Regions from separate parts of the Homo sapiens genome. Here all the other regions are linked to region 2. Evidence: chromatin loops called from intact Hi-C (ENCODE). Cell type or tissue: CD4-positive, alpha-beta T cell. All regions are shown on one strand.

The links. Peaks named below come from ENCODE experiments on the same cell type or tissue, not always from the same donor. Only the 100,000 strongest peaks of a DNase experiment are listed, where the experiment ranks them.
Region 1: it touches region 2 in a loop (2.5-fold over the local background); 4 of 110 quality-filtered maps call a loop at or near these places.
Region 3: it touches region 2 in a loop (8-fold over the local background); 10 of 110 quality-filtered maps call a loop at or near these places.

What each region holds. Positions count from the first base shown.
Region 1 is chr1:6,642,088-6,650,087 of GRCh38, reverse strand. It overlaps DNAJC11 (DnaJ heat shock protein family (Hsp40) member C11), which reads left to right. Exons shown (of 16, transcript NM_018198.4): 8 at 4,110-4,299; 9 at 4,962-5,047; 10 at 5,414-5,530. Among named protein-coding and RNA genes, the nearest start is that of THAP3, 21 kb to the right of the region's middle. RefSeq lists an enhancer at 3,476-3,975. In CD4-positive, alpha-beta T cell, a CTCF peak has its summit at 3,401 (motif pointing right); a DNase peak (open chromatin) is centred at 3,417.
Region 2 is chr1:6,419,611-6,427,610 of GRCh38, reverse strand. It overlaps HES2 (hes family bHLH transcription factor 2), which reads left to right and starts at 7,692. Exons shown (of 4, transcript NM_019089.5): 1 at 7,692-7,835; 2 at 7,909-8,000. The coding sequence starts at 7,791. It overlaps ESPN (espin), which reads right to left and starts at 2,835. Exons shown (of 13, transcript NM_031475.3): 1 at 2,362-2,835. The coding sequence starts at 2,655. RefSeq lists silencers at 2,656-2,705, 2,736-2,895 and enhancers at 2,892-3,505, 3,506-4,120. In CD4-positive, alpha-beta T cell, CTCF peaks have their summits at 3,788 and 3,988 (motif pointing left); DNase peaks (open chromatin) are centred at 2,690, 3,980, 6,770, 7,920 and 1 weaker place; H3K4me3 peaks cover 1,693 bases; H3K27me3 peaks cover 4,835 bases.
Region 3 is chr1:6,472,188-6,480,187 of GRCh38, reverse strand. PLEKHG5 (pleckstrin homology and RhoGEF domain containing G5) reads left to right here. Exons shown (of 21, transcript NM_020631.6): 2 at 2,530-2,659; 3 at 4,152-4,257; 4 at 4,666-4,726; 5 at 5,050-5,141; 6 at 5,601-5,737; 7 at 6,024-6,175; 8 at 6,734-6,937; 9 at 7,014-7,202; 10 at 7,566-7,661. The coding sequence starts at 2,617. Among named protein-coding and RNA genes, the nearest start is that of TNFRSF25, 10 kb to the right of the region's middle. RefSeq lists enhancers at 2,226-3,425, 4,782-5,302, 5,303-5,824. In CD4-positive, alpha-beta T cell, CTCF peaks have their summits at 4,292 and 4,495 (motif pointing right); DNase peaks (open chromatin) are centred at 4,527 and 7,611.

The DNA of each region.
Region 1 (8,000 bases), 220 kb before region 2:
GTCTCTTAACTCCTGACCTCAGGTGATCCTCCCACCTTGGCCTCCCAAAGTGCTGGCATTACAGGTGTGAGCCACTGTGCCCAGGCACAGTGGCATGAATAACTTTCTTATCAAACATGTATTGTAGGCTGTACAAACATGTACAAACATGTACAGGAGTTCGAGACCAGCCTGGCCAACATGGCGAAACCCCCTCTACTAAAAATATAAAAATTAACCAGGCATGGTGGCGCTTGCCTGTAGTCCCAGCTACTTGGGAGGCTGAGGTGGGAGGATCTCTTGAACCCAGGAGGCGGAGGTTGCAATGATCCAAGATCACACCACTGTACTCCAGCCTAAGCAGCAGAGCAAGACTGTCTCAAAAAAAAAAAAAAAGTTAGTTATTACACTTCCAATGAGACATGTATCTGTGTGCCTGCCACGCTCTGCAGGGGTTGACCTAATCCCTGCCCACTAGTCTGGTCGTTTGTCTGTGGGGCATGGGGCAGAGAACACAGGCAGGCTTGCAGGTCAGCCTGTTGTAGGGAGAGCAGGAGAAGTTGGGAGAGAGCCTGCGAAACAGGAGGACGTGGCCTGTGGGGCAGGCGGAGGCCGCTTAGGCACCAAAGCAGTGCTTCCTGGCTGAGCACGGTGGCTCATGCCTCTAATCCCAGCACTTTAGGAGGCCGAGGCGGGTGGATCACGAGATCAGGAGATCGAGACCATCCTGGCTAACACGGTGAAACTCTGTCTCTACTAAAAATGCAAAGAATTAGCCGGGAGCGGTGGCGGGCGCCTTTAGTCCCAGCTACTCGGGAGGCTGAGGCAGGAGAATGGCGTGAACCCAGGAGGCGGAGCTTGCAGTGAGCCGAGATCGCGCCACTGCACTCCAGCCTGGGCGACTCTGTCTCAAAAAAAAAAAAGCAGTGCTTCCAGACACAAGAAGAGGAAAAGGAGCCGATGTGACTCACACCTGCAATCCCAGGGCTTTGGGAGGCCAAGGTGGGAGGATTGCTTGAACCCGGGAGGTTGAGGCTGCAATGAGCTGAGATTGCACCACTGTACCCCAGCCTAGGCGACAGAGCAAGACTGCCACCGAGAAAAATTTTTTTTAAAAGATGGAAGGAATGTGGGACATGCTGCCATGGGGCATCACCTGGGTGCTGCTCACAACACAGCTCCACAGTCCCCTGCTCTACGTAATTGGATTCACCTACTGGGTCTGCAAAGGGGACCGGGATTCATACTTAGAAGAGAACAGCAGGGAAACAGCATCTGTATACACATCAGTGTTGTCCTGACCCTGTCTACTTAGATTGGTCACCCCAGATGCTGGTTAAAAGCCGCCTCGGGGGCAGGGTGTGGTGGCTCATGCTTGTAATCCCAGCACTTTAGGAGGCCAGGTGAGACGATCACTTGAGCTCAGGAGTTTGAGACCAGCCTAGGCAACATGGCAAAACCTTGACTCTACAAAAAATATAAAAATTAACCAGGTGTGGTAGCACACACCTGTAATCCCAGCTACTTGGGATGCTGAGGTGGGAGGATCGCTTGAGGCCAGGAGGTCGAGGCTGCAGTGAGCCATGATGACACCACTGCACTTCAGCCTAGGTGACAGAGCAAGACCCTCTCTCAAAAGAAAAAAGAAATGCTGGTCAGGTGCGGTGGCTCATGCCTGTAATCCCAACACTTTGGGAGGCCAAGGCAGGCGGGTCGCCTGAGGTCAGGAGTTCAAGACAAGCCTGGCCAACATGGTGAAACCCTGTCTCTACTAAAAATACAAAAATTAGCCAGGCGTGGTGGTGGGCACCTGTAATTCCAGCTACTTGGGAGGCTGAGGCAGGAGAATTGCCTGAACCCGGGAGGCAGAGGTTGCAGTGAGCCAAGATCGTGCCACTGCACTCCAGCCTGGGCGACAGAGCCGAGACTCTGTCTCAAAAAAAAGAAAAAAAGCTGCTTTGGGTCTTATGAGGGAGGGGACTGGGAATCTAGGTGTTTCAAGCGCCCCAGGTGATTCTTAAGGTCACACAAGCTTGGGAGACACTTCATTAAGCAAAATCTTTTGGCCGTTTTGTTCTGGTTGAGCCTCAGTGTCTATTCATTGAGTGGTCACCAAGAGTTTGGGGTGGACTGATCATCAGCATTTACAGGTTTGGAAATTGAATTTAGTTTTACTACTCAGAGCTTATTAGACTTGAGCAGATTTAAACGGAAGGACAACTGATTTATAAACAAGGGGGTGATGTGTGACCAAGGATGCCAGCTTCTTTTTTTTGTTTGTTTTGTTTTGTGTTTGAGACGGAGTCTTGCTCTGTCACCAGGCTGGAGTGCAGTGGCGCAGTCTTGGCTCACTGCAACCTCCACCTCCCAGGTTCAAGCTATTCTGCCTCAGCCTCCCAAGTAACTGGAACTACAGGCACATGCCACCACGCCTAGCTAATTTTTGTATTTTTACTAGAGACGGGGTTTCACCATGTTGGCCAGGATGGTCTCAATCACTTGACCTTGTGATCCACCCACCTCGGCTTCCCAAAGTGCTGGGATTACAGGCGTGAGCCACCGCGCCCGGCCTACTAGCCCAGTTTCTTAATATATAGTGGCCAGGTTAGTTATGGATGTCTGCTAACCACGGTCCTCTAATCCTTGGATCAAGTTGCAGATGTTCCTTGATTTACGATGGAGTTACGGCCGAATAAGCCATCTTAAATCAAAAATATCGACCTGTTGGCTGGGCACAGTGGCTCGTGCCTATAATCCCAGCACTTTGGGAGGCTGAGGCAGGTGGATCACCTGGGGGCAGGAATTCGAGACCAGTCTGGCCAACATGGTGAAACCCCATCTCTACTAAAAATACAAAATATTAACCGGACATGGTGGTGGGCGCCTGTAGTCCCAGCTACCCAGGAAGCTGAGGCAGGAGAATCACTTGAATCCAGGAGGCGGAGGTTGCAGTGAGCTGAGAAGATCACGCTACTGCACTCCAGCCTGGACGAGCGAAACTCCGTCAAAAAAAAAAAAAAAAAAAAAAGACCTGTCCAGGCTCAAGTGCTCCTTCCTCCTCAGTCGCTGAGACTACAGGGCGTGCCGCTACACCTGGCTAATTTTGTGTCTTTTTTGTAGAGATGGGGGTTTTGTCATGTTGTCCAGGCTGTCCTTGAACTCCTGGGGTGAAGCAATTTGCCTCCTCAGCCTCCCAAAGTGCTGGGGTTACAGGTGTGAGCCAATGAGCCTGCCTACTGTTATTTTAATGGCATAAACATCACCTCCAGAGCTTAGAAAGGAGAGAAAGAAACTTAGGCAATTGATGTGGAGCTCTTTATTAAAGAAACCAGCTGTTAGTTTACCCTTCAGCACCTTGAATGAAGTGTGAATTTCTGTTAGTAAAATGAAATACCTCTTTTCAACCAGAAGATGGGGCTGGACTCCCTTGGAAAGAAACTGCAGAGGCTCTTTTCGGGAACCGGTTTCCTGTGCTCGCTTTGCCTGTAGTTTCTGTCACTAGTACCCAGCTGTGGTCACTAGTACATCAGAAATCACACAGCAGCTCCAAAAATATACTGATGCCTCCACCCAGAAATTCTGGTTCCATAGGTCTGGGGTGTCCTCTAGGTAAGTGATTCTCAAACTCTACTGCACATTGGAATCATTGGGACACTTAGCACTCCAAGCCCACACTGAAGGAATCAGCATGCCGGCGAAGAAGCCACCAGCCGTGATTTGTGGATGAGCCAGGTGATTCCAGCGTGCAGTATGAGCACCACTGTCTTGGACTGCTTAATATGAGACCCTCCGTTGGTGATTCTGACTTGCACTCCTCGGCCCCCATCCATTCTAACTTGAGTGGGGTTGCATCTGCTGGCATAGGAATGCAGACAGTCAGGTGCCTATTTGGTTGTAGCTAAAGTTAGGGCGGCTGAGGGGAGTCGGGAGGTTACTAGGAAGATTCTGGCTAGGACCCTCCCCCTCTGTGTGGATAGAGGCCTGACCTCCTGCTTTTTTTTTTACTGGGAGCTGGCCCAGGGATGCATAGACGTGACAGTAAGTGAGGTCTTAGCCAGGCAGAGAGGAAGTAACAGAACAGCTGAGAGCAGGTGCTATCCAGGACCTATTCTGTCTCTGTGTCTCTCCAGCTTTGTGACAACAAACTGTGCTCTGCAGTTTTCATCCCGTGGAATCCGACCCGGCCTGACCACTGTCCTAGCTCGGAACCTAGACAAGAACACCGTGGGCTACCTGCAGTGGCGATGGGGTATCCAGTCAGCCATGAACACTAGCATCGTCCGAGACACTAAAACCAGCCACTTCACTGTGGCCCTGCAGGTGAGCCGAGCAGCCATCATCTCCTGCAGACAGAGCTCTGGGAGGACCCCTCCTCCCAAGCACTCAGTGCTCCCCTTAAATCCTGCGTCCTGATCACCACTAAGTCTAAGCCCATACAGGGCCCTGAGGGGCAGGCTCTCGGTGCTCACACTCGAGTGACCTGGTGGAACCTTCGAGTATGAAATGCAGTTGCCTTCAGGCGCCTGGGGCAGCTTTGTTGGATCATCTTAAAGCAGAACAACATCTTAATGTCTGGTGGGAGCCACCCACGGAATTGGGGGCGGGCAGATGAAGCCCCATAGCAGAATCATGCCCTCGGACGCCCCTGTGGCCACACCAGGGCTGGTACATGAGAAGCCCCACACGGGCCACTGCTCCTTGGCTCTCACCAGCCGCTGCCACCTAGGAGCATAGGCTCAGTGTCACCAGAGTTTTTTATTTCTTGTGAGAAGCTAGAAAACTGGGTTTTCAGTGAAGTCTCCCACTTTTTAATTACTGGCTGCTAATAAATCATGGTGCACTCACTGCGGCTGCCAGACCGTGACCCCTGCCTTAAAGGCCTGTGTGCAGCAGATGCCCAGAGCTAGTGGGAGGGCAGATACCCATCTCCCCACAGAGTCACACGCCCTAGCCACGCATCCTTGCACCCTCTGTCTCCCCAGCTGGGAATCCCTCACTCCTTTGCACTGATCAGCTATCAGCACAAATTCCAAGATGACGATCAGACTCGTGTGAAAGGATCCCTCAAGTAAGTCCTGGCCTGGCTAAAATGGAAGCACACTGGTACTGCATGCGGGTCTTCACAGTGGAACCAGTTGGTGTAAGACACCTTGCTCGTGTGAATATCTACGTGTGTGTGACATTTTTGGAGAGCTTCCTATTTTGAGGCTGTGGGGGATTTAACACTACAGTCCCAGCCCTTGAGGAGCTTAGAGAGTGTTGTGGAAGAACTAGACCATGGGTGTCCCAACTTTCTTCTGTCATGAATCTGCTCCCTGGGGGTCGAGGAGGCTGGAGGGAGGGAAGGGAAGGTACCTGGCCTCTTCTCAAATGACAGCTGCCCCTGAAGTGATGAATGAGGGGCACAGGCACAGACCGCGTTCTCTCCCTGCAGAGCAGGCTTCTTTGGGACGGTGGTGGAGTACGGAGCTGAGAGGAAGATCTCCAGGCACAGCGTTTTGGGTGCAGCTGTCAGCGTTGGAGTTCCACAGGGTGTTTCTCTCAAAGTCAAGTAAGTTGAACTTAGGCCTTTCGGGTCAAGGAATGCCTGTCACCTTCACTCAACCAGGCTTTACCCAAGTTAAGGCTGAAATAGCCTTTGCATTGTAATTTTGTTCTTAAAGACACAGTTGCTTGGCTAGGTGCAGTGGCTTATGCCTGTAATCCCAGCACTTTAGGAGGCCAAGGCGGCCGGATCGCCTGAGGTCAGGAGTTTGAGACCAGCCTGGCCAACGTGGTGAAACCCCATCTCTACTGAAAATACAAAAATTAGCCAGACGTGGTGGCACACGCCTATAATCCCAGCTATTTGGGAGGCCGAGGCAGGAGAATTGCTTGAACCCGAAGGCGGAGGTTGCAGTGAGCTGAGATGGAGATCGTGCCACTGCACTCCAGCCTGGAGGACAGTGAGACTCCGTCTCAAAAAATATAAAAAAAAAAATTCAGCCAGGTGCCGTGGATCACGAGGTCAGGAGATCGAGACCATCCTGGCTAACATGGTGAAACCCCATCTCTACTAAAAATACAAAAAATTAGCCAGGGGTGGTGGCGGGTGCCTGTAGTCCCAGGTACTCGGGAGGCTGAGGCAGGAGAATCGCTTGAACCCAGGAGGCGGAGCTTGCAGTGAGCCAGGATCGCTCCATTGCACTCCAGCCCGGGTGACAGAGTGAGACTCCATCTCAAAAAAAAAATACAGTTGCTTGTGTCTTTGCTGAGTAAGCAAATGTCAAGCAGTGCATAGTTCCAACACCGAGTGAGTGAGGTGTACGTCTGAGCTCCAGCAGCCTCGCCTGATGTCACAGGATGCATCCTAGCAGCCCAGTCCTCCTGGAGTCACTGGCCTGGCAGCTATCCCCCGGGCACAGCATCTCCAGTAGCAGCTGCCATATCGGTTCATCCCTCTCACCAGGGGTTTCCATTGGCACACATACCCTTGCTCCACCTGAGTCTAGTCACTGTCCTCTCCTTAGTTCCTCAAAAGAGTTGTCTGGTTTTGGCCGGGCACTGTGGCTCACACCTGTAATCCCAGCACTTTGGGAGGCCAAGGCGGGCAGATCACGAGGTCAGGAGATTGAGACCATCCTGGCTAACACGGTGAAACCCCGTCTCTACTAAAAATACAAAAAATTAACCGGGCGTGGTGGCGGGCGCCTGTAGTCTCTGCTACTTGGGAGGCTGAGGCAGGAGAATGGTGTGAACCCGGGAGGCAGAGCTTGCAGTGAGTCGAGATGGCGCCACTGCACTCCAGCCTGGGCATCAGAGCGAGACTCCACTCAAAAAAAAAAAAAAAAATGTCTGTTTTCGCTTGCATCCGTCTTCTTTCTTTCTAAACGTGCTCCAGTCAGGCCTCTCCAGCAAAACCAGCCCTCTCCAGAATCAGCCTTTCTCACCTCATCAGTGGGGCACCCTCCCTCCTGTGGCAGATCAGAGGGTGATTCTTCTTCATCTCATTTGGTCTCTGCACCTGCTGTCGCGGTGGCCGTTCCCTCCTGCCCTTACAGCCTCTCTGCCCTGAGTTTCCAGGATACCACGCCCTGCTCTGGCTTTCCGTACCAGATGGCTGCTGTCTCCCAAACCCCTAAATGGAGGCACCACTGCAGGGCACAGCCCTTCTCTCTCGACTCACTCCCAAGCAGTCATGTCCAGCCTCATGGCTCTCATGCCCTGAGGACTCACGTTGCAAGTGCCAGCTTGGACCACCCCCTCAATCTCCAGCTCATATATTTGTCCAGCTTTCTCTTCCTAATCTCTACTTGGATACCTAACAGCATCTCAGATGTCACGTATCCAAACAGAACTCGATCCCTCCCTGTGCCCCCAGAAACGAAGAACCTTCAGAACCTGCTCTGCCCGAAGTCTTTCCCATCTCTCTCTCTTTTTTTATTTTATTTTTATAGAGACAGGGTCTCACTTGGTTGCCCAGGTTGGTTTTGAACTCCTGGCTTCAAGTAGTTCTCCCGCTTCGGCCTCCTAAAGTGTTAGGATTACAGGTGTGAGCCACAGCGCCCAGCCTCCTTTCCTATCTCAGTAAATGAGAGCTCTGGCCTTCTACTTGCTCTGTCCAAAAACCTTGGAGTCAGCCTCGATCTCTTTCTCTCCCACACTCCAAATCATACATATCTCAAAATCATCTCCTGAACATGTACTCCAAAATTGTATCCCCAGTCTCGCCATTTCTCAACCTCACTGCGGCCAGCATCTTTGTCTTAGTTACACAGCACCCTCCCCACGGAACCTGTCTCCCTCCTTGTGTGTCTGCTTTCCGTAGGAGAGTCCTTTTTAAAATTGAAGGCAGTTCACGTCTGTCTTCTGCCTAAAACCTCAGAGGTTCCCTCAATTCCAGTCGGAGGCCAAAGCCCTTCAGAGACTTTGGAGCCTACAATGCCCTCCGTGATGTAGTACTCCTCTCTACCCCAACCCCAGCCATCCTGACCCCCTGGAGCTATTCCTGGCACACACCAGGCCCCCTCCTGCTTATGAGG
Region 2 (8,000 bases):
CAGCCTGTGTTCTCGCCCCTGTGGAGGTGGAAGTTGCTGGGTACTGGTGGGCGGGTCCGGGGCAGTCAGCCAGGGGTGCTAGGTGCAGGCTAGTGGTGGCCTCTGGGAGGGCTTGGACAAAACTCCCCCCGGGGACCTCAGAGCAGGTGGGGCCAGAGGTCTGGGCCCAGAACTGCTGAATGTGTCATCAGTGCACACCCCATTGTGTGTGTCTGCTGAGAAAGGGGCTGGAGGGGAGTGCTTACAGGACCTGTGCTGGGAGGAGAATTCCCGGGAACATCTAGACACAGAGGCTGCCGCACTTGGCAGAGTGGGTACTGGTTCGGGAACAGAACCACCTCCCAGCACCAAGCACATAGGATGACAGAGGGGTGGGCAGGGTTCTGGGTGCAGGATGCAGTGGACACACTTCACTAGGATCAGGGAGTAAAGCCTCTCTGCCCCGCCTTGCCCAGAGAGAGGGCACTGTGGTTACAGACTGGCAGAGGCGGCAGGAGCTGGCAAGAGACCCCAGGCCTCAGGAAGTCAAATCACGGTGGGAAGAGAACCTCTGAGGCTCCCGTGAGAAATGCAAGGAAAAGAGGGCACGGAGGGAGCTGGGGGCGCCGGGGCCACTAGTAGGGTCTTCAGGCAGCCTGCGGGGTGGGGGCAATTGTCTGGCTGTCCTGCTAAGGAGGCAGGGAGGAAGATGGGGCAGAGAATGTGATGGCCCATAGGAAGCTGAGGACAACACCGAGGCCCCTCCTGTGTGCTAGAAAGCTGGGAGTGGGGGGGCCAGAGACTGGTTCAGTCTGTCCCCTCCGAGCCCAAAGGTCGGGGCTGGCTAGCGGGCACCCAGGCAGAACCATGGTGAAATGTGACCTAAGCCCCAGCTCCTGAGAAAGGCGCTCCCTTCCTATTGGCCTTGGGGACTGTGGGTCTGAAGCTCCAGGGGTCCCACTGGCTCTGGGCCTCTAAGTGGTGGAAACTGTAAGGAGAGGGCCACAGGCCTGTGGGCTCTGGCCTGTGCCTGTCCAGGCTGTCCAGGTGTCCAGGCCCCAGGAGCCTCGTGCGTGGTGGACCACACCCTAAAGCAGCTTATCTCTCTGGGCTGGGCAAGCCCAAGGATCCAGGTCATCCCCCCCACACTTTCTCCCCCCACACCCAAGCCTGCCCAGCCCAGAGGGCAGGAGACGATAAGCTGGGCCCAAGGCCACCTGCTTCTCCCAGCTCCTCTGCACTGGCCAGAGAGGCTTCTGGCCAGGGCTGGACACTGGATCTGGGAGGCATGCCACCGCCCAAAAGAGTGGGCATGGGCCACTTGGCCAGGAAGCCCTGGTAACAGGGCCCACTGAGAGATAGCAGGTGGGCCATCTCCCAGGAAGGGTGGGAAGAGGGGCTTGCTATCTGAAGGCAGAAGGTGGGGTTGGCCTGGCCATCTTTGGGGCATAGTAAGCCAGTTTAGAGTTACCCTGACTCCTCCCCTTCCATCTCCAGGTCACCCAGTGGTCTAAGTGGAAATCGGTTGTGGTTCCTCCCTCCCATGGCTGCCCCCACACCCAGAATTTCATCCAAATCCCTAACCTCGGCCTATGATACTCTCTGGCCTGGCCCTGGCAGCTTTTCCCTTCCTCACCCACTCTGAACATGATGCCTGAGGCTGGCCCTCCGACAGGACAAGAGCGTGCATGCCTCAGGGCTCTGCACTTCTTGTTCCCTGTGCCTGGAACTGTCCCACCGCTGCCTGGCTACCTGCTTCTCAGCAGCCAGGACTCCCCTTGGAGGTCACTGCTCAGAGTGACCAGGTGGGGTCTGGAGGCAGCAAGAATCAGCCTGGGTTGGAGAAGCAGCTGACAGCTTGACAGCACTGATGTCCTGGGGTCAGCCTGGGTTATGGGGAGACCCCCATTTACCACGGCTCATCACCCTTCCCCCACACCCTGGCTGGGACACCTGAATCTCAGCCTCGGGTGGGCTGTGGGACTTTGCCCAGCCTCCTTTCAGATCCGGTCCTGGAGGACACGGGCGTCTGACTCTGCTGCCCAGGCCTCACGTCCCACCCACTTCCAGGACTACAGGATCAGTGCTTTGCTTCTCCCGGTACACACTAGTAACCACAAGCCCCACGGAGGCCCCTCCCTTCTGGCTCCCATCACCCAGGTGCGCTTCCAGGGAGCACCCAGGCTCGCCAGGGCATCTGCCCCAGTACTGGCAAGCCAGGGAGCCCATTCACTTGAGGGCCTCTGGAAGGAGCTCCGTGCAGGGTTCAGCTGGGCCAGGAGGTGCCAAACCCCACCCATCCTTGAGCCCCGGGGGACTCTGGGCCAGGACTCTGTCCTGAGGAGGAAGCCTCAGTGCCCCTGGCGAACCGCGCGGACCCACCTGCACTCTGCAGCCGCCCTGCGACAGCAGCCACTGCAGGCAGGCGAGGTGGCCGGTGGCGGAGGCGTCGTGGGCCGGTGTGGCGCCGTTGCGGGCGCGGGCCGCGGCGGGGAGGGCGGCTTCCTCCACCAGGAAGCGCAGACAGTGCAGCTTCCCAGCGCGGGCCGCGTGGTGCACGGGCAGCGCGTCCAGCGGGTCGCGCAGCGAGGGCCCCAGGAGGCCTGCGGCGTGCAGCGACCTCAGCACGTCCAGCTCGCCCTGCCGCGCCGCCTGCAGCGCCTGCTCCAGGGCCATGGTGCCGCGTGCGGCGCCGCGACTCCGCACTCAGCGCCTTCCCCAGGACGCCATGCACGTGTTCTTGCGGGCCAGAGGAGCCCGCGGTGCGGCCGTCGGGGATCTGCGGGCCGGGAGGCGGAGCGGCTGTGGGCCTGGCCTCCGCTCCGCGCTGCCTGGCGCTCCGCTCCGCCGCGCTCTGGGGCCGGAGCCCGCGGACGCCGGCTTAAGACTCGGGCCCGCCCCCACCCCGCCCCGCCCCGCCCCGCAGCCTCCGCCCGAGTTCCCCGCCCGCCCCCGCCGCGACGCGGGGACACTCGTGCGACTGGGGCAAGGTGCCCAGGGGCTTCTCTCCTAATTTGCCTCACGTAACAGTTGAGACCCCAGAGGGCAGCAAAACTGGGTTCGAATTGGAGAGCCGTCCAGGCACAGACAAATTCATTCATCTGCCCAGTGCCCGCTAACTGCGGTTCCAGGCGCCGGCGACGCAATTCCAGAGGTGATGGGGAGTGATTGTCGGGACCGCGTGGGCGGACAGGGAAAGGTCTCTGAGGAGGTGCCGTGGGGCTGGGTTTGAGCGGCGAGAAGGGTATTCCAGGCGGGGTGAGGAGCACGAGGACAACGGCCCTGAGGCAGGAGCAGCCCTGCCACGTCCCTGAAGGGCTCTGGGTCGAAATCCCCGGAGATTGCAAAGAGCCCTGCCTTCCAGGGTCCCTCCAGATCCGAGAACTGCCCCCAGAGGTTCCAGCGGGGAGGGCAGGAAGGCAGGACGGGAACCACTAGTGCGCTGGGAACGCCATGGCCTCAGGCCGCCCGCAGCCGCTGTCGGTGTGGAGGGGCTTCCAGCCACACAGAAGGCAGGGATGGGTGGGAGGTTAGGGCTTGTGGGGAGACGCGGGAGCGCCGGCATCCAGAGAGAGGGGGCTGAGACCCCTGCAGGGGCTCAGGAAAGTGCCAGAGGGCGCGGGCAGGAGAGCGAATGTGTGCCAAGCCACCCTGCAGGCTCCACTGAACACCAGCCGTGGGAGCGGCTAGTGCCCAAAGGACGCGAGGAAAAGCTGACAGAAGGTGGGAGCTACATGGCTGTGGGAGTGCAGGCGGCCTATCAGCGATCTTGAAGCACCCTGTGCCCTTCCTGTCCCAACACCCACCCCCTCTGGAGTCCCGTGGGGGCTTGGCCCCACCCCGGGCTGAAGGTTTCACTCCGCCCCAGCCCCAGCCTGGCACAGTCAGCACTGGAAATGCTGTAGAATGAAGGAAGCCCCTTCCAGGAACAGTGGGAGTCATAGTGCTAAACTCATAGTGCTAAACTCGGCAGCTGCCTCCGGTCCTTTCCCTGGGCCTGCCACCTAGTGGCGACCTGCGTGATGGCCTCCCGCGCTCCCAGGTGCCCAGGTAACTGGAGCTGCTGGGCTGTGCCTAGCCAGGTGGGTTTCCAACGACTTCCACCAGGCCAGATCGCCCTCACTCTCTCCATGGGACCTGTGGCCGCTGGAATCTGGGACGCTTGCCCAGTGGTTTGCAGACAAAAGGAAGGAGGAGTCATTTCCTCGCAGCCTCGCTGCTGGAGCTGGTGGCCAAAGCAACAGGCTCACTGCGGCTGGCGCTGCCCTCCTCTGGGTGCCCAGAGGCAGGTGTGCCGTGAGGCCAGCAAGTGGCAGGGGTACTGTTGGGAGGAGGTGCTAAAATGGCTTGTCTTGGGCACCCCTCCCCTGGGCCTCCTCCATTCCAAAAGGCCCTGCAATTTGTGTTCTCCACTCCTAAGGTGGCCACCTTGGTCATGGACGAGCTCATCTAGCACATGGTTTTGTGATTTTGTGGGCCAGGGCTAGGTGATGCTTTATTGCTATTCCAGTGGGCTGAGCAGATGCCCCTGAGCCCCTGCCACTGTTGTTAATGACATCTCCATTAGTGCCACATGTGAGCACCCACCCCTGCTGACCAACCTCTCAGACTCCTTTCGGGACATGACTCAAACTCAGGCTGTGAGCCAGGCCCTTCCTGCCAGGCTTCTGTCCTCTCCGGGCTCTCCCATGTCCACCGGGCCAATTGGGTCCTCCCCAGCAGCCCTAGGGAGCTCACGGCAGCAGTAGCACTTTTATGAAATCTGTACCACCCACCAAGTGCTCACCATGCTTCACATGGATATTTAATCCAGAGGTGCTATGAGAGAGGTACAACTATTGTTCCCAGTTCACAGTCGGGGATAATGAGGCATGGAGAGATAGGGAGGGTTTTTTTTCTTTTTTTCTTTTTTTTTTTTTTGAGACAAGTCTTGCTCTGTCGCCCAGGCTGGAGTGCAGTGGCACAATCTCAGCTCACTGCAAGCTCCGCCTCCCAGGCTCACGCCATTTTTCTGCCTCAGCCTCCCGAGTAGCTGGGACTACAGGTGCCTGCCACCACGCCCAGCTAATTTTTTGTATTTTTAGTAGAGACGGGGTTTCATTGTGTTAGCCAGGATGGTCTCGATCTCCTGACCTCGTGATCTGCCCACCTTGGCCTCCCGAAGTGCTAGGATTACAGGCGTGAGCCACTGTGCCCGGCCTGTTTGTTTGTTTTTTGAGATGGAGTTTCACTCTTGTCACCCAGGCTGGATTGCAATGGCATAATCTAGGCTCACTGCAACTTCTGCCTCCCAGGTTCAAGTGATTCTCTTGCCTCAGCCTCCCAAGTAGCTGAGATTACAGGTGTCTGCCCGCCACCATGCCTAGCTAATTTTTTTATTTTTTGTATTTTTAGTAGAGATGGGGTTTCATCATGTTGGCCAGGCTGGTCTCGAATTCCTGACCTCAAGTAATCTGCCCACCTTGGTCTCTCAAAGTGCTGAGATTACAGGCATGAGCCACCACGCCCAGCCTTGTTTTGTTTTTTTAAAGCATTTTGCCTGAGATGACACAGATGGGAAGTGGCAAAGCTTTCACTCCCTGGCTGAGCCTTCTGGGCTCTTCTTTCCTCTCCACCCAAGGTTCCTTCTGCCCACAGCACCCCTAGAGTCTCCCACCCTCCAGCTATCAGCTTAGGGATTCTCTCCCCAGGAGGGCTTCTCTCACCCCTCTGCTGGGCTCACCCCAGCCCACCCCAGGTTTCTCCTCAACCCAAGGGCCAGGGCACTTCCCAAGAATAGGGACCAGGGGTGGAGTGTATCCTTACTGTATCCTAGGTGGTCCCAGTTCCCCTAAAGCCTGCACCCGACATTTGCCCACCTAGCTGTCTTTAACGTTCCTCTGATTCCAGACCACTCCTTCCAAGTAACCAGCAAAACCTGAAAATCCTTGAGTTGAAGAGAACTGTGGGTTACTTGGTTAAAGTCCTTTACCCAATGGGAGAGTAGAGGAAGAAATATTTTTAACTGGGGGTAACTGGCAATGGAAATGGTGTTTGCTCCCCTGCCATTCAGTCTTCAAATGGTGGTCCGCAAACCTGGAGGGGGATGTTCTAAGGGGAGCCTCCTCCTTCAGCCTTTTTCTCCCAGGAGCTAGGGTCAGTCCCTCCCCAAGATGCAGATGCTGCAGGCGGACTTGTGGGTGCAGACCTGAGTCAGCCAAGCTAAGTCGCTTGGCCTGGGGATGAGAGGGAAAAGATCCACAGAGTTTTTTGAGCTCTTAAAGAACAATTAATTGTCTTAGGGGAGGCCTATGGAGTCAAACTGGCCTCAACCACGGAGAACAAGGTCTCAGGTTCCTCCAAGCCCTGCTGGGCCAAATCTGTTGAAGGATTTATTCTTACTTGTTAGGTCTTTTATGAGGGTTAATGCAGGTTAGCGAGCCTTAAAGCGTTAAGCCCTGAGCTTGGCACACAGTAAGTGTCCATGAAAGGTGGCCTACATTCCTTCCCATGCCACAGATAGGTATGGGTGGCCTGGGCTCCCCTGGCCCAGGCTTCTCCGGGCCCCTCAGTGTGTTCGCTGGCCTTCTTCCACCCTGCGGCGAGAACCCTGAAGGAGGGAGACGTGGGGCTAGCGGCAGGGGTGGAGCTCGGAAGTGGGGTTCGGGGGACAGGGGGTTCATCCAACACCCTGGACAGAGCCCTCCTTGGCCCCGCCCCATAGGGGAACTCCTCCTGGCTGGCTCTGTGGATCCCTCCAGTCATCTCTCTGCCCGGCAGTTCGCAGTGTGGTTCGCGGGCGTGGCCGTTGCCCCGCCAGCCGGTCGGGGGAGGGGAGCCCGGAGCAGATGGGCGGGGGACGCCAGCCAGTTTGCCGCAGCAACGGCCACGCGGCGCGAAGGCGGTCCTGGGCGGGCCACTGGGGCCCGCACCCAAAACTGTCCTGCCCGCGCGTCACATGAGCCCTGACTGTCTTGCGGGCGAGAACCCGGACCCCTAGCCGGTGGGAATGAAAACGAGCTCCGAGGGCTCCAGGGCTGCCTCTGCTTCTCTAGGATTCCGTTTCCCCACCCAAAGCCTGGAGTGGGGTAACCAAAAGACTCTTAACTAGGCAAGCCGCCGAAGGGTTCTACGGGCTCCTTAGAGCCGGGCGTCCAGCGACTGGGGCCCTTGTCCAGGCTCGGCCTGTTCCCAGCGTCGAGGACTGGAGCAAGTCACGACCTTTCTCCGGAACTCGGATTTCCCGTCCAGCTCAGCCCTTCACCCGATAAAGCAGCTGGGGGTGCAAGTCCCTCCCGCTGCTGTCCCTCATGGGAGCTCCCGTAACCGCTGGGTCCCCTGCTGCGGCCCAGGGCGGGGCTCAGAGAAGACGCTGAACCCGAGCCTGGGGAATGAATGAAGGGCAGCATTGGAGAGGAGGGACCGTAGCTCCAGTCAGGCAAGGCCTGGCCCCACCTGGCCCTCCTGCCCTCGGGGTCACGCAGCGAAGGCCCCCGATGGCGCCTTTACCACTCTCCCGCAGGTGCTCGGGGAAAACTGGGGGCCGCCACCCCGCGGTAGACAGGACGCAAAGGCGGGGAGCGGGATCCCCGGGGGCGTCGCGGTCTCCCCTCCCGGCTCCACCCTGCGCAGGAACAAAGGCAGGAGGTGGGACCAGCGGGCGGCCGGACTCCGCGGGGCGGGGCGGGGCGGGCGAGCCGCTCCCTTAAAGCTCGGCCGCGGGCGGGGCGCGCACTCGTCTGGCACCAGCCCGGGCCGCGCCCGGGACCTCATTTCGGACCTCGGTTTCCCTTTGCGTGGGGCTCGCAGCTGCCACCGCTTCCCCGCGGAGCATGGGGCTGCCTCGCCGGGCAGGGGACGCGGCGGAGCTGCGCAAGGTGGGTACCGGGGACTGGGGGCGGGGCTGGGGACTCCGGGGACCCGTCTAACCACCGCGCCGCCCGTCCGCAGAGCCTGAAGCCGCTGCTGGAGAAGCGCCGGCGCGCGCGCATCAACCAGAGCCTGAGCCAGCTTAAGGGGCTCATCCTGCCGCTGCTGGGCCG
Region 3 (8,000 bases), 53 kb before region 2:
TCCTGACCTCAACTGATTGAGTGAGATTACTGGGGAACAAGACATCTCAAAGTGCCATGCCACAGATTACTTATTAATTATAGGGGAAAAAGGGACTCTACAAGGTACAGAGGTCCCCAGAGGATCCAGCATTACAGGCAAATAGCAAGAACACACAGCTCTGTGGTGTCCCCGCCTGAACGCTCAGTTTGAAACTTTCTGAGGACCACCAGGGAGATCCACATTGAGGAGCTCTGTGCGAGGCTGCTGGCTCGAAGACTTCCAAAATGTCAAGGTCAGCCAGGCACAGTGGCTCATGCCTATAATCCCAGCTCTTTGGGAGGTCAAGGCGGGCAGATTGCTTGAGCCCAGGAGTTCAAGACTAGCCTGGGCAACATAGTGAGATCTGTCACTACTAAAAATAAAAAAGTTAGTTGGGCGTAGTGGCATGCACCTAGTATTCCCAGCTACTAAGGAGGCTAAGGCAGGAGGATTACTTGAGTCCGGGAGGTTGAGGTTGCAGTGAGCTGATCATGCCATACTACTCCAGCCTGGGCTACAGAGCGAGACCCTGTCTTGAAGAAAAAAAAAAAGTCAATGTAATAAAAGACCACAAAAAACAAGGCTGGGCACGGTGGCTCACGCGTGTAATCCCAGCACTTTGGGAGGCCGAGGTGGGCGGATCACGAGGTCAGGAGATCGAGACCATCCTGGCTAACACGGTGAAACCCCATCTCTACCAAAAATACAAAAAATTAGCCGGGCGTGGTGGCGGGCGCCTGTAGTCCCAGCTACTCAGGAGGCTGAGGCAGGAGAATGGTGTGAACCGAGGAGGCGGAGCTTGCAGTGAGTCGAGATCGCGCCACTGCACTCCAGCCTGGGCGACAGAGCGAGACTCCGTCTCAAAAAAAAAAAAAAAAAAAAAAGGATAAACAGACATAACCAAATGCCACGTGTGAAACTTGATTAGTTCCTATATGAGGAAGTATATCTGTAAGAACGTTATTTAGACACTTGGGAAAATGTCAATATAGACTATATATCAAGGTTCAGTTTCCCAAGTGCGACAATTCTATGGGGTTTTGTAGGAAAACTGTCTTTGTTCTTAGGCAGCAGCATGATTTCTGCCCCAGGGGAGGGGGGTGCCGAGAAGAGAATGGGAGAGAAGCAGATGTGGTAGATATCAACTTGGGGAGTCCAGAGGGCATGTGGATGTCATGTGCTATTCTTATAATTTTTGGTAGGTTTGAAATATTTTAAAACAAGTCTGGGCGCGGTGGCTCACGCCTGTAATCCCAGCACTTTGGGAGGCCGAGGCAGGCGGATCACCTGAGACCAGGAGTTCAATACCAACCTGGCCAACATGGTGAAACTCCGTCTCTACTAAAAATACAAAAATTAGTCGGGCGTGGTGGATTGTGCCTGTAATCTCAGCTACTTGGGAGGCTGAGGCAGGAGAATCACTTGAACCCGGGAGGCGGAGGATGCAGTGAGCTGAGATCGTGCCATTGCACTCCAGCCTGGGCAACAGAGCGAGACCCCTTCTCAGAAAAATTTAAAAAAATAAAAAGAAAAGAAATATTTTAAAACAAAACTTGGGAAAAATAAAGAGAGTGGGAGGAGAGAACTAGGAAGTCGTGAATACTGATACCTGTTTACAGAGTTTAGCTGTGAAGGGAAAGAAAGAAAGTCAGCCGTAGCTGGAGGGTGAGGTGAGGCCTCTGTAAAATGGAGAAATAAGGCTGGGCGTGGCAGCTCATGCCTGTAATGCCAGCATTTTGGGAGACCAAGGTGGGCGGATCACTTGAGGCCAGGAGTTTGAGACCAGCCTGGGCAACATGGTGAAACCCCGTCTCTACAAAAAATACAAACACTCGCCTATGGTGGTGTGTGCTTCTAGTCCAAGCTACTCGGGAGGCTGAGGCTCGAGGATCACGTGAGTCTGGGAGGTCAAGGCTGCAGTGAGCCATGATTGTGCCACTGCACTCCCTGTCTCAAAGAAAGAAAGAAAAAAAAAGATGGAGAAGCCGGGCGCGGTGGCTCACGCCTGTAATCCCAGCACTTTGGGAGGCCCAGGCGGGCTGTTCACGAGGTCAGGAATTCGAGACCAGTCTGGCCAACACAGTGAAACCCTGTCTCTACTAAAAATACAAAAAAAAAATTAGCTGGGCATGGTGGTGTGCGCCTGTAATCCCAGCTACTGGGGAGGCTGAGGCAGGAGAATTGCGTGAAACCAGGAGGCGGAGGTTGCAGTGAGCCGAGATCAAGCCATTGCACTCCAGTCTGGGTGACAGAATGAGACTCTGTCTCAGAAAAAGAAAAAAAAGAAAAAGATGGAGAAATAACCACGTGTTGGTGTGGCAGTGGGGGAAATGATCCAGCAGAGGGGAAACTTGATGATGTGGGAGAGGGGGGACTGCTGGGGGGCGTCTCCTCACCCTGGATCGAGAGATGGAGGGCAGTTCATTCTAAGTCCCTGCAGCGCTGGGCCGGGGTCGAGGGATGTGGTGGATCTCGTGGACCTCCTGAAGGCTTCTGTCCCCACCCCAGGTATGTCACCACGCCGACTGCCAGCAGCTGCACCGCCGGGGGCCCCTCAACCTCTGCGAGGCCTGTGACAGCAAGTTCCACAGCACCATGCATTATGATGGGCATGTCCGCTTCGACCTTCCCCCACAAGGTGAGCACAGGCGGGAGCCGCAGCTCGGCCCCCAGAGCTCCTGTGTCAGTGTTTCAGTAACTGTCGGAAACGTGCTAGGGCGTCATAAGGACAAGTCGACTGTAAATAATGAAACCCGAGTATGTTACGGTTCCTTTTGTTCCAAATGTTTTTTAGCAAGAGAGAAAGTCCATGAGCGTGCCCCTTCCAGAGGCAGGCCTTTCTCTATCTGGTGCTGTGCTCTCACTGGTTCTCACCTCCCCCAGCTGCTTTTGCCCCTGGCCTGTGGCCCACACAGAGAAGGCCCCTTTCTTTCTAGTTCTGCCTATCCTCAGGGCAGGGGACTTCTGGACAAGTCCTGCAAGCCAGGCTGTGGGCCTAGCAGAGGCAGTGTGGAGTGGGGGTGGCCAGGTCAGGAGGCACTTGGAGCAGGAAATAAGAAATTCCTCTTGCTGAGCAGGGACCCAGCTCAGGCCCACCATCAACTGCCTATGGAGGAGTGGCTCGCAGGCACCCAGGCCTGGTGAGAAATGCCAACCCCCGAGTCCTTTCCCAGCTGATCAGAGGAACAAAAGGATTCTTCTGGTTGGGCACGGTGGCTCATGTCTGGAATACAAAAAATACAAAAATTAGCCAGGTGTGGTGGCACACACTTGTGGTCCCAGCTGCTCGGAGGCTGAGGTGGAAGGATCGCTTGAACCCCGACAATGGAGGCTCCAGTGAGCCCTGATCGTGCCACTGCACTCCAGCCTGAGCGACAGAGCAAGACCCTGTCTTAAAAAACAATAAACAAACAAAAGACTCTCTCCCACTGCCAGGGCCCCTTGGGAATTCAGGTGTGGTCACAGCATGGGGGAGGGGAGGCCTGGAAGAAAGAGCCATGGACTTTGGTCCCTTCCTGTAATAACCTCAGAGGCAAGGCTTCCTTATCCTTATTTTATAGAAGGGTAAACTGAGGCCACAGGTGAGTTTGTTTTTGGGGTGGAGCTTCACCATGGGTGTCATCCCAGGGCCTTTGTGTCCTTTTGGGTCTGTGGGGATAGACAGCAATGACTAAGGCCAGGCAAGGTGGCTCACACCTGTAATCCCAGCCCTTTGGGAGGCTGAGGTGGGTGGATCACTTCAGGTCAGGAGTTTGAGAACAGCCTGGCCAACATGTTGAAACCCTGTCATTACTAAAAATACAAAAAAATGAGCCGGGTGTGGTGGCACACGCCTGCAATCCCAGCTACTCAAGAGGCTGAAGCATGAGAATTGCTTGAACCCAGGAGGTGGAGGTTGCAGTGAGCCGAGATCATGCCACTGCACTCCAGCCTGGGTGACAGAGTGAGACCCTATCTCAAAACAAAAACAAAAAACAATGACTGAGCCCCTCTCCTCACAGAACTGAAGGGCCCTTGCTACCTTTAATCTGGGGGTTCCAGGGTAACAGGCTGTGGTCCCTCTGGAGGCAGCCATGCTGCAGGCTAAGGAGGGGCGGGGGAGGCACAACCCTCTCCTGCTTTCTCCCAAGGCTCTGTGCTGGCCCGGAACGTGTCCACCCGGTCATGCCCGCCGCGCACCAGCCCCGCAGTGGACTTGGAGGAGGAGGAGGAGGAGAGCTCTGTGGATGGCAAAGGGTAGGTGAGGGATGAGTGGGCAGAGAGATACCTGGAGGGCCCCACGGCTGGGTCTCAGATCAGACATTCAGGACCAGATGCTCTGGCGCCTTCCTCAAGTAAGGCTGATGGGCAGACCTCTTCCCACGCCTGTGGCTGTCCTGACTCCGGGAAGAGGCCACCCAGCCTGGGCCAGCCTCCAGGGTGCTTGGGATCCTAGCCCACACCAGACCAGGTACCGTTCGATGTGACTCCCGTGTTGGCCACCAGAGGGCGCACAGCCCTATGCGGGCCTGGCCGGGTTGAATCCACGCGGGTTACCTGTCACCTGGGGTGAGCCAAGGGCGGGGAGGCCACAGGCCCACTCGCCGCCCACGCTGGCGAGGGCCACCCACACCTCCAGCCTCTGCCCTCCTCGCTTCCCTGCAGGGACCGGAAGAGCACAGGCCTGAAACTCTCCAAGAAGAAAGCAAGGAGGAGACACACGGATGTGAGGAGCCCCCCAGAGCCGGCAGATGCGGGTTCCCTACAGCCTGCGCCCTTCCCCGAGCCTGGGCCTTCCTCCGGGATGGGGGTGGGGAGGTCTGCATCCCAGGGTGCAGAGGTCTGGGAGATCGCTGGGGTTCCCTTTCTTGCTGGGGTTCCCATCCGAGACCGGAGGGTGGGGAGGGTGGGGAGGAGGGTTGGGAAGGAGGGTGGGAAGGAGGGTGGGGAGGAGGGTTGGGAAGGAGGGTGGGAAGGAGGGTGGGGAGGAGGGCGGGAATGAGGGCGGTGAGGAGAAGCTCACAGCCCCCACCCCCACCATCCTCCCAGGACCCAAGCAAGGAATGCTTCACTCTGAAATTTGACCTGAATGTGGACATTGAGACAGAGATCGTCCCAGCCATGAAGAAGAAGTCACTGGGGTAGGGCTTGATGGGGCTCAGGGTGGAAGTGGGACTGGGAGTAGGGGTGGCCCCATGTTGCAGGCTCCGGGTCTCTGCAGGTGTGACGTGTGTGTCTGTGTGGTGGCCCGTGAGCGAGCGCATCCCTGCGTGGGCAGACCCGTGCTGGTGTGCACGCCAGTGTGAGGGAGTGCGGTGGGGTCTGTGTACTTGTGCATTTTAATCATGTATGCAGGAGCCAGGCCTGCGTGTGGGCAGGCGTGTGACAGGTCTGCCGTGGTATGCAGATGCGCCTGTGTGAGCACCTCTGCGGGCAGGTGTCTGTGGACCTGCGTGTGATCCCATGCGGGCTTCCCTTTTCCGTTGGGAAGGTGGGGGCAGCTGGGGCTGTGGGTGGGGCGGGGGCTCGTGGGGGCGGGGCCCAAGCTGAAGCGACTGGCCGCCTGGTTCTAACACACATGCCTCCTGTCCTGGGGGCAGGGAGGTGCTGCTGCCTGTATTTGAAAGGAAGGGCATTGCGCTGGGCAAAGTGGACATCTACCTGGACCAGTCCAACACACCCCTGTCCCTCACCTTCGAGGCCTACAGGTTCGGGGGACACTACCTTCGTGTCAAAGGTGAGAAGCAGCCTGGGCCAAATGGGGCCGCTGGGACTGGCGGAGCCTCCTGGAGATGGGCGCCCTTCCCAGGCTCAGGTTCCCATTGGTCGTGGGCCTGAGCAGCCTCATTACCATACAGGTGTCTCTGCTGGATGCTGCTGGGGGAGGGGAGGGTGCTGGCAGGGCGGGGCTGTCGGGGGAGGGCAGGCAGGCCTTGGTGTGGATCCTCCGGGGAGAGAGGACCGGGGACCCCCTCCTCCACCAGACCAGGGTACTGAGGATCTCTCGTGGCCCCCACATGCAGCCCCAGCCAAGCCTGGAGATGAGGGCAAGGTGGAGCAGGGCATGAAGGACTCCAAGTCCCTGAGTTTGCCGATTCTGCGGCCAGCTGGGACCGGGCCCCCCGCCCTGGAGCGTGTGGACGCCCAGAGCCGCCGGGAGAGCCTGGACATCTTGGTGAGGAGGAGGGGGTGTGTCAGGGGAGGGGGTGGGAAGGGGCCCAGGCTGGGCCCACAGCCCCTCCTCAGAGGCAGTCACCCTGGGTCTCTCACTGCCCCATCTTGGGGTTTTAATTGTCCCTTCTGGAAAATGGGGTTGGCTGGGAGAGTAGGGGACCCTCTCTCTCTGGATCTAGCCATAGCCCAAGGTGAGGGCTTGTATCTGAGACTCTTCTAGTGCCAGGGGTCAGGGAACCTGTGTGTGCATGTGTGTGTGAGAGCACTTGTACCTGGGGCTACAGACCACCCAGAGCTGTGTTCCAGAGTGCATCTGAGTGTGTAACTCTGTGCTTCATGCTTGAAGCTGGGGGACTGGGGGATGATAGTCTGGGCGTATCTGTGTCTGGACCTTCCAGTCTCCAGATATGTCTGGGTCCCAGGAGAGGGGACACCCCAGGGTAGAGATGCAGAGACCCTCCTCCATCCCAGGCTGGCCTGAGGCCCTGGAAACCCGCCCTGGGGTGGGGCCATGGGGGCTGGCAGGGGGTCCCGGCCCTGACCACCCTTCCCTGACCAGGCCCCTGGCCGCCGCCGCAAGAACATGTCGGAGTTCCTGGGGGAGGCGAGCATCCCCGGGCAGGAGCCCCCCACGCCCTCCAGCTGCTCTCTGCCCAGCGGCAGCAGTGGCAGCACCAACACTGGCGACAGCTGGAAGAACCGGGCGGCCAGTCGCTTCAGCGGCTTTTTCAGCTCCGGCCCCAGCACCAGCGCCTTTGGCCGGGTATGTGGCCCCATCTGCCCAGGGTCAGGCAGCTGGCTGGCCATGACCCCTGACCCTGACCAGGGTATCTTTCCAGGAGGTAGACAAGATGGAGCAGCTGGAGGGCAAGCTGCACACCTACAGCCTCTTCGGGCTGCCCAGGCTGCCCCGGGGGCTGCGCTTCGACCATGACTCCTGGGAGGAGGAGTACGATGAAGACGAGGATGAGGACAATGCCTGCCTGAGGCTGGAGGACAGCTGGCGGGAGCTCATTGATGGGCATGAGGTGAGTGCGGGCCACAGTGCTGCTCCCTCCTTGTCCCGAAAGGAGGACAGCCCTCGGGAGGACCCAGTGATCAGATGTTCCATGGGACGCCCCAAAGAGGCCACTGTTACCATTAGCCCACTTTGGAGACACTGAGGCTAGATGAAAATGGTGTGCTGCTTGGCTGTTTTAATGGCAGAGGAGGGCCCAGATCTTGGGTGTCTTAACTGTGATTACTCATGTGGTGTCAAGGGTGACCCTGCTCCTCTTGGGACCTCCATGTCCCCATTGGGAAAATGAGAGTTGCATGCAGGTTGCTTATCCTCCCCGGCCACCCTAAGGTGCTCCAGGCCTCGTGAATGACCCATCCTGCCCTCCCTCTAGAAGCTGACCCGGCGGCAGTGCCACCAGCAGGAGGCGGTGTGGGAGCTGCTGCACACGGAGGCCTCCTACATCAGGAAACTGCGGGTGATCATCAACGTGAGTAGGGGCTGCGCTGGTCCCCGTGGCCACCCTGCCCCCCTCTTTCTGACAGCCCTCAGCTGAGTCTGAGCCTTTGCAGAAGGAGCAGGTGCCTGGCAATGAGGTGGGGGCAGGAAAGTCAGACAAGGGCTGCGCCCAGGGAGGAGGTGCCTCCTAGAGGAACCTGGGAGGGGGCTTCGGGCAGGTTTGTCAGGTTCAGCTGAATTAGCACAGGTGAGGCCTCATTCTTTCACTTTCGTTCAGTGGCTGTTTCCCAACACTTGCTGTGTGCTGGGTGCCCAGCAGGCCACGCCCTGGACGGGACAGAGTGAGCTGGCAGTGTAGGGATTTCGGCTC